2 separate regions of the Homo sapiens genome follow, and region 2 is linked to region 1. A link is a loop called in an ENCODE intact Hi-C map of the cell type or tissue named here. Cell type or tissue: OCI-LY7. All regions are shown on one strand.

What was found. Hi-C counts contacts between places; a loop is a spot of excess contacts. Peaks named below come from ENCODE experiments on the same cell type or tissue, not always from the same donor. Only the 100,000 strongest peaks of a DNase experiment are listed, where the experiment ranks them.
Region 2: it touches region 1 in a loop (2.8-fold over the local background); 11 of 110 quality-filtered maps call a loop at or near these places.

Annotation. Positions count from the first base shown.
Region 1 is chr12:123,236,483-123,240,482 of GRCh38, reverse strand. The region is part of intron 1 of MTRFR (mitochondrial translation release factor in rescue); the gene reads right to left. It also overlaps a transcript of MPHOSPH9 not described here. Among named protein-coding and RNA genes, the nearest start is that of MTRFR, 5.0 kb to the right of the region's middle. RefSeq lists enhancers at 2,109-2,308, 2,919-2,968. In OCI-LY7, a CTCF peak has its summit at 2,194 (motif pointing right); a DNase peak (open chromatin) is centred at 2,192; H3K4me3 peaks cover 403 bases; H3K27ac peaks cover 1,377 bases.
Region 2 is chr12:122,878,557-122,882,556 of GRCh38, reverse strand. All of the region lies in intron 1 of VPS37B (VPS37B subunit of ESCRT-I), which reads left to right. Among named protein-coding and RNA genes, the nearest start is that of VPS37B, 16 kb to the left of the region's middle. In OCI-LY7, CTCF peaks have their summits at 1,402 and 1,602 (motif pointing left); a DNase peak (open chromatin) is centred at 1,616.

The DNA.
Region 1 (4,000 bases):
AAGTACTCACCAGCCAGTCTCCCCATGCAAACTTTAATGTGCATACAAATCACCTGGGAGTCTTGTGACTTGTGATGCTGGTTCACTAGGTCTGGGGCGAGGCCTGAGGCTCTGCATTTCTTCTTCTTTTTTTTTTAGACGGAGTCTCCGTCACCCTGACTGCTCACTGCAACCTCCGCCTCCCGGGTTCTAGCAATTCTCCTGCCTCAGCATCCCAAGTAGCTGGGATTACAGGTGCCCACCACCACGTCCAGCTTTTTTTTTTTTTTTTTTGTATTTTTAATAGAGATGGGGTTTCACCGTGTTGGTCAGGGTGGTCTCGAACTCCTGACCTCAGATGATCCACAAGCCTCAGCCTCTCAAAGTGCTGGGATTACAGGCGTGAGCCACCTTGCCCGGCGAGGCTCTGCATTTCTAACCAGCTCACAGATGAGGCTGTTGCTGCTGGTCCAGGCCCCACACCCCATGGCAAGGCTAAGTGCTTTAAACAAGGATGCTGCTAGTATTCTGGCACATAGGACTGTTCATTGCTTGATGAGATCCCTGGGATCATGATGGCAATGGTGAAGGCTGAGAAGGTGTAAAGGAGTGTGATGGGAGGGCAAGGAAATCGTCCCAAGAAAAGAATTAAACAAATACTGATTTGAGCTAGCAGAGATGGTGACATGGAAACAAGGAGATTGGGAAACTGGGTCATCTGGGGGAAAAAAAAATAAAAAATGTCACCTCTGTTGTGTTAATGTTCTAGAACAGTGGTGTCCAATAGAAACTAACGCTACTGGGCTGGGCGCGGTAGCTCACGCCTGTAATCCCAGCACTTTGGGAGGCCAAGGCGGGCAGATCATGAGGTCAGGAGATCGAGACCATCCTGGCTAACACGGTGAAACCCCGTCTCTACTAAAAATACAAAAAATTAGCTGGGCATGGTTGCACGTAGCTGTAGTCCCAGCTACTTGGGAGGCTGAGGCAGGAGAATCGCTTGAACCTGGGAGGTGGAGATTGCGGTGAGCCGAGATTGCGCCATTGCACTCTAGCCTGGCAACAGAGTGAAACTCTGTCTCAAAAAAACAAACAAAAAAACAAAACTAATGCTACCCACATGTGAAATTCTAAATTTTCTAGTAGTTACATTAGAAATAATAAATGATGAAATGTATATTTAACCCAATATATCAAAACTATTATTTCCACACGTGATCAACGTTTTATTATTTTGAGACCAGTCTGGCTCCATCACCCAGGCTGGAGTATAGTGGCGCCATCTCAGCTCACTGCAATCTCTGCCTTCCAGGCTCTAGCCATCCTCTCACCGCAGCCTCCTGAGTAGTTGGAACTACAGGCATGTACCAGCATGCCTGGCTAATTTTTGGATTTTTTGTAGAGACGGGGTTTCACCATGTTGCTGTGGCTGGTCTGGAACTCAAACTCAAGCGATCTGCCTTCCTCAGCCTTCCAAAGTGCTGGGATTACAGGTGTGAGCCACTGCACCCAGCCAATATTTTAAAATTGAGATATTCTTTTTTCCCCCTAAATATGAAGGCTTCAAATTCTAGGTTATGGTCATACTTACAGAACATCTCAGTTTGGGCCACATGTGCTGGTGGCTACTTTATGGGACAATGTAGCTCTAGAATCTTGCTACCCAAAGTGTGGTCCACATAGTGGCAAAAGCACCACGTGGAGGATGGTTAGGAATGAAGATTTCAGGCCCTGCTCTGACCTACCAAATGAGAACCTGCAGCCTAACAAGATCCTCAGGTGATGCAGAGGCACATAAAATTTGACAAGCATTGTTCCAGAACACAGGAATCAGCAAGTTCTTCTGATTGCTAGGACAGACACTTTTAAAAGCTTTTCTTTTTCTTTTCTAAAAAAGTAGAGATGGGGTTTCATCATGTTGCCCAGTCTGGTCTCAAACTCCTGAGCTCAAGCAATCTGCCTGCCTCGGTCTCAAAAAGTGCTGGGATTACAGTCATGAGCCACCATGCCCAGCATGTTTCTTATTTATATGACATTTAAGAAACTGAGACAAGAATTCAGGAGGGCTGATTACCTGCTTATTCCGTCTTGTCTCTTCCTTAAGAAGGAGATGAAACCATAGGTCTCAAAACAATGACCTAATAAACAGTTAAGGGCCAAACAACATTGAGCTTAAACAGACCAACGTGCAATGTTGCTGCTTTGAAAAGACAAAACGGCCAGCAGGTGGTGCCAGAAGCTAAGTGAGGGGAAAATGATTTTCTGACAAATGCTTAATAATAATAATTCATGTTTCAAAAATGTGTTTTGGGGCTGGGTGTGGTGGCTCATGACTGTAATCCTAGCACTTTGGGAGGCTGAGGGTGGATTGCCTGAGCTCAGGAGTTCCAGACCAGCCTGGGCAACATGGTGAAACCCCCTCTGTACTAAAATACAAAAAATTAGCCAGATGTGGTGGTGTGCACCTGTAGTCCCGGCTACTCGGGAGGCTGCAGCAGAATAATGGATTCAACCTGGCAGGCAGAGGTTGCAGTGGGCTGAGGTCACACCACTGCACTCCACCCTGGGTGACAGAGTGAGACTCCGTCTCAAAAAAAAAAAAAGTGTTTTGGTGCTGTCTGTAAAATGGTAGTTAAAAAGAAAGTAGCATTTCCCTGTCTTTCACATCCTCCTGTTAGCTCATCCTCCTGCTGTAGGTATCTGAAATCCTTAAGGGCTGAAACCTCTCAAATGGAACCAGTGAGTATTGCTGGTAAGGCTTGAAACAGACCATGCCATTTCCTAGACTTGGGGTTTTACGCTGAAGATAAAGCACCCTTCACTCACAGTAAGTGTTTGCAGATAGTTATTTCTCAAACAAGGAAAGCATAATAGATTGAGCAGGAAATGCAGAGCTGTAGTCTTTGATTTTGGCGGACGGGAGGAAAAAGAGACTACTCTAGGTCTGGTCTAAATTTAACAGGCTTAATGCTTGAATGCTTAATGCTGCAGAATTCAAGAGATAGCTAATGAAGTAAAGAGGAAAACATTCACTTCACACAATCCCAACATCTCGTTCATTTTTATTTTATTTTTGAGCCGGAGTTTCGCTTGTCACCCAGGCTAGAGTGCAATGGCGTGATCTTGGCTCACTGCAACCTCTGCCTCCCAGGTTCAAGTGATTCTCCTGTCTCAGCCTCCTGAGTATCTGGGACTACAGGCACCTGCCATCATGCCCGGCTAATTTTGTATTTTTAGTAGAGGCGGGGGTTTCTCCTGACATCAGGTGATGCGCCTGCCTTGGCCTCCCGTAGTCCTGGGATTACAGGCGTGAGCCACAGTGCCTGGCCCCGTTTATTTTTTTTTAAGCAGAAAACTTTGAATCCACAGAATTACACCTGTGCTATTTGTGTGTATCATATTTCTTCTATTTTTTTTTTTAGCCGGAGTCTCACTCTGTCACCCAGCCTGGACTGCAGTGGCGCAATCTCAGCTCACTGCAACCTCCGCCTTCCAGATTCAAGCAATTCTCCTGCCTCAGCCTCCCAAGTAGCTGGGACTACAGGCGCATGCCGCCACGCTTGGCTAATTTTTTGTATTTTTAGTAGAGATGGGGATTCACCGTGTTTCTCAGGCTGGTGTTGAACTCCTGACCTCAGGCGATCCGCCCGCCTCGGCCTCTCAAAGTGCTGAGAGGTGTGAGCCACCGCGCCCGGCCCCATATTTGTTCTATTTATGGCATCTAACGGGAACTTTATAATTTATCAACTACACTATTAAAACAGAAACACATTAAAAAAGCAGGAATAACAACACTGTATATTTTCTTCCAAAAGTCTCAAAGCCTATATTTCTATTAACGATGCCTTGTGTTTGTTTAGGACTTAAACATATACAAACCAAAGCAGTTTCTTCTTCTTTTTTTTTTTTTTGAGACAGGGTCTCCCTCTGTCACCCAAGTGGAGTGCAGTGGCATAAAAATGGCTCAGTGCAGCCTTGACCTCCTGGGCTCAAGCAAGCTTCTTTGCCTCAGCCTCCCCAG
Region 2 (4,000 bases), 360 kb after region 1:
AATATTTCTAGTAGTAGAATAGTACAAAAGCTAAGATTTGTTTTATTCCTTTTCTTTGTGTTATAGATAACTTTGAATTTAATTTTATCTGGAGAGGAAAAGGTGAAAATCAAATTTCCCACCAAAAGGAACTAGTATTCCTTTGAGAAGGGCCAGCTAAGCTTGGGGGCAGCAAATGTACAGGATTGGTCTTAGACATATTTTACTGGAGAGCAGGGCAGCAGTGGTGTCCCAGAACAGCCTTTTATCAGAGATAAAAACTTCATTACTTCATAATGATACTCCCAAAAAGCTTATTGGTCATTTTTGGAGTTTGCTCAGGTATGAACTCAGTCTTCCAAAAGTTGGTTTAAAAAGAAAAAAAAAAGAACCAAGCATTTATCCAGCTTTTCCTATATAAACTGTATTTCATGTAGTCAAATAGATGAGGCAAAAAGTTTTTTATAGAAGAAATTGAGCCAACACATGCAGAGGATGATATTAAAGGATTATTGTGAATTTTGCTAAATGTGATTATGGCATTGTAGCTAGGGTTAAAAAGTTCTTACCTGTTAGAAATATAAAATTTTTAAGCATGAATGATGATGCTCGAAGTTTGCTTTAAACTACTTTTAAAAAAAAGCGGGAATATAGATGAAGATTGGCAAATGTTGCTAATTGTCGAACCTAGGAGACGGTTATACATAGTTTCATCATACTCATCTCTCTACCTTTACTTTTTGAAAGTATCTTCTATAAAAGGTTTTTTTAAAAAAGGTATAAATAGGAATGAACCTTAGATGATTGTTGTTATAACATGAAAATAGAGAAATAGTAAACTAGTAAATTTCCATTTGATCCTCTGCTGGAGTGTAGTGGTGTGATTACAGCCCACTGCGGTCTTGCCTTCCCTGGCTCAAGCAAGCCTCCTTCCTCAGCCTCCCAGTAGTTGGGACCACAGGTGCATGCTGCCATGGCTGGCTCATTTTTTATTTTTTGTAGAGATGGGGTCTTACTTTATTGCTCAGGCTGTTCTCCAACCAACTCCTGGGCTTAAACAATCTGCCTGCCTGGGCCTCCCAGAGTGCTGGGTTTACAGCCATGAGCCACCATACCTGGCATAATTTATTTTTAGAGATAGGGTCTCACCATGTTGCCTAGACTGGCCTTGAACTCCTAGGCTCAAGTGATCCTCTTGCTTCAGCCTCCCAAGTAACTGGGGCTACAGGCGTGAGCCACTGCACAGTAGTTAAGATCGCAGCTCTGGAGGGAGTTACTAGCAGTTGTAACTTTGACAGCTCGTTTAACCTTCCTAAGATTGTGTTTCCTGTCTCTTGAGTAAAATGAGGACAAATTTGTCTCACTGTCACAGAGGATAGAATGGAGACAGTGGAACTAAGAGAAGGTGGCACATGCTAGCTATGCTCAACAAATGTCAGCAAATTTTGTTGAAATGTGGAAGATACTGACAAGAGCAAAGTTTTCAGATCAGCACCAGTAACTTGTCTTACTTAAACCGTTAAAATCACATCTGTTTTGATTTTTCCCCTTTTTCTCTTTTGAGCCTTTTATTGGAAGAGCAGATGCAGTCTGTGCGGGTATGCAGTGCTGCAGTACGAAGTGAATGGCACCCCCTGGAGTTGGGCAGTGCACAACGCTCAGTGCCTTACGTAGGAGGATGGGCTTGACTGAGACTCTGAGCCAGACTCCCTGTGATGATGGTGTCTCCCCCGAGCCTGGCACACAGAGGTGCTTCCCAAGTATTTCTTGTATGAATGAACGAACAGATGAATGGGCCAACCACTGTGCTGGAGCATGTCATTGTGGCCCTGATGAGCTGTAGAAATGGAAGCTTGGGATTAGGGTTTTTCTGTGTGTGTGTCGTGTTTGTTTTTTTTTTTTCCTTTCTGTGGAGATCAGTGCCTCACTCCGTTGCCTAGGCTGGTCTTGGTCTCCTGGGCTCAAGCAATCCTCCTGCCTCTACCTTCCTTAGTGCTAGAATGACAGGCGTGAGCTACTGCACCGGTGTGTAAATTACACGTGTAAATATAGTGGCTTCGAGGCTCTCATGACAGTAATGCTACTCTAACATTCTGATATGCTTTCTAAGTGGGAGAGGGCTGATTTCAGTGAAGAGAAGCGTCGCACAAAGCCAGCTTGTGTCTGTGTCTCCGTGTGTGTTTTGTGTCTCATGTTTCACCACAGTTAATGGGTAGCTTCGCTTTCCAGCCATCAGTGTCATCATCTTCATTTTTCCCCCTTTCCATTTCACTGCCAAACTGTTATCACTGCTGGAGTAAAAGCTAGGAATGCAAGTAGTTTCCCAGTTTATAGCTGGTTGTATCAACCCATGACGTTACTGTTTATGAATTTGAACATTCAAAAAGGCTAATCTTCAAAAAAGCTTAGCAGGATTTTCACAATGACTGACAGATAGTGTCCTGAGGCCCCAATTATGAAGATTCTTATGGTTAAAATTGAGCAAGTTTTTTTTGGAGTACATTGGCACGATCTCGGCTCACTGTAGCCTCTGACTCCTGGGTTCAAGTGATTCTCCTGCCTGCCTCAGCCTCCCAAGTAGCTGAGACTACAGGCGCACACCACCATGCCTGGCTAATTTTTGTAGTTTTAGCAGAAACGGGGTTTCACCATGTTGGCCAGGCTGGTCTCCAATGCCTGACCTCAAGTGATCCGCCCGCCTCGGTCTCTCAAAGTGCTGGGATTATAGGCGTGAGCCACCGAGCCCAATCAAGCAAGTATTTAGCTATGTGCCTGTGTTAGCCTGGGTACTGCGCTAGGTTCTGGGCACAGGGGAATGATTAAGACATGGTTCTACTCTTAAGGGGCTTTATGGTCACCATTAAAAGAGTGGATGTGAGCTCAAGTGTCATTTTGTGTCATGGGGTAAACTGTTCTAACTATTTCAGTCAGGCTTCTGGCAAGACATGGCACAGTCAGCATGAGGGATTGGTGAGGAGTTGAATAAAGGGATTCCCCACAAGGAGAGGGCAGCGTGGAGACCCCCAAAGCCTGATGCAGGATTAGCAACAGCCATGCACTTCTCACTTCCAGGCCTGCGGGAGGGGCAGAGGAGAGGGCTGCCTTGGAGGAAGGGAGGGTTGGAGGACCTGGCCCAGCTGCAGCCGCACCTCAGCGAGGCAACCCGGGGAACACTCCCCATCTCCGCTGTCCCTTTTCATCTTCCTCCTACTGTTGATCCTCATTGCTGAATCCAACCAGAACCTGAGGGTGAGTGTCCGGGTGAAGGGTTGGTATAGGTCAGCCAGGTGGCTGCTGGGGCACAGAGCAGGATAGACAGTGGTTTTCAAGAACAGGTGGAAGATTCCAGCACTGTACTAGTCCTGTGGCTGCTGTAACATGACCACAAACTGGGCAGCTTGCAACAACAGAAACTTAATTCTGTCACAGCTCTGGAGGCCAGAAGTCTGAAATCAGGGTACCCTGTTCCCTCTGGAGGCTCTAGGGGAGGACTCTTCTTTGCCGCTTCCAGCTTCTCATGTGTGCTGGCGTCCTGGGCTTGTGACCACATCATGCTGCCCCCGTCTTCACATGGCTTTCACGTCTGCCTCTGTCTTCTCCATGTGTCTCTTAAAAGGACTCTTGTCGGCCGGGCAGGGTGGCTCACGCATGTAATTCTAACACTTTGGGAGGCCAAGGCGGGCAGATCACTTGAGGCCAGGAGTTTGAGACCAGCCTGGCCAACATGGTAAAACCCCGTCTCTACTGAAAACACAAAAATTAGCCAGGTGTGGTGGCATGCGCCTGTAATCCCAGCTACTCAGGAGGCTGAGGCAGGAGAATCTGAGGCAGGAGAATCGCTTGAACCTGGGAGGCGGAGGTTGTAGTGAGCCGAGATTGCCCCACTGCACTCCAACCTGGGTGACAGAGCCAGACTGCCTCAAAAAAAAAAAAAAAAAAAAAAAGGACTCTTGTCATTGGATTAGGGCCACCTAGATGATTAAAGATGATTGTTTCATTTCCAGATACTTCATTACATTTG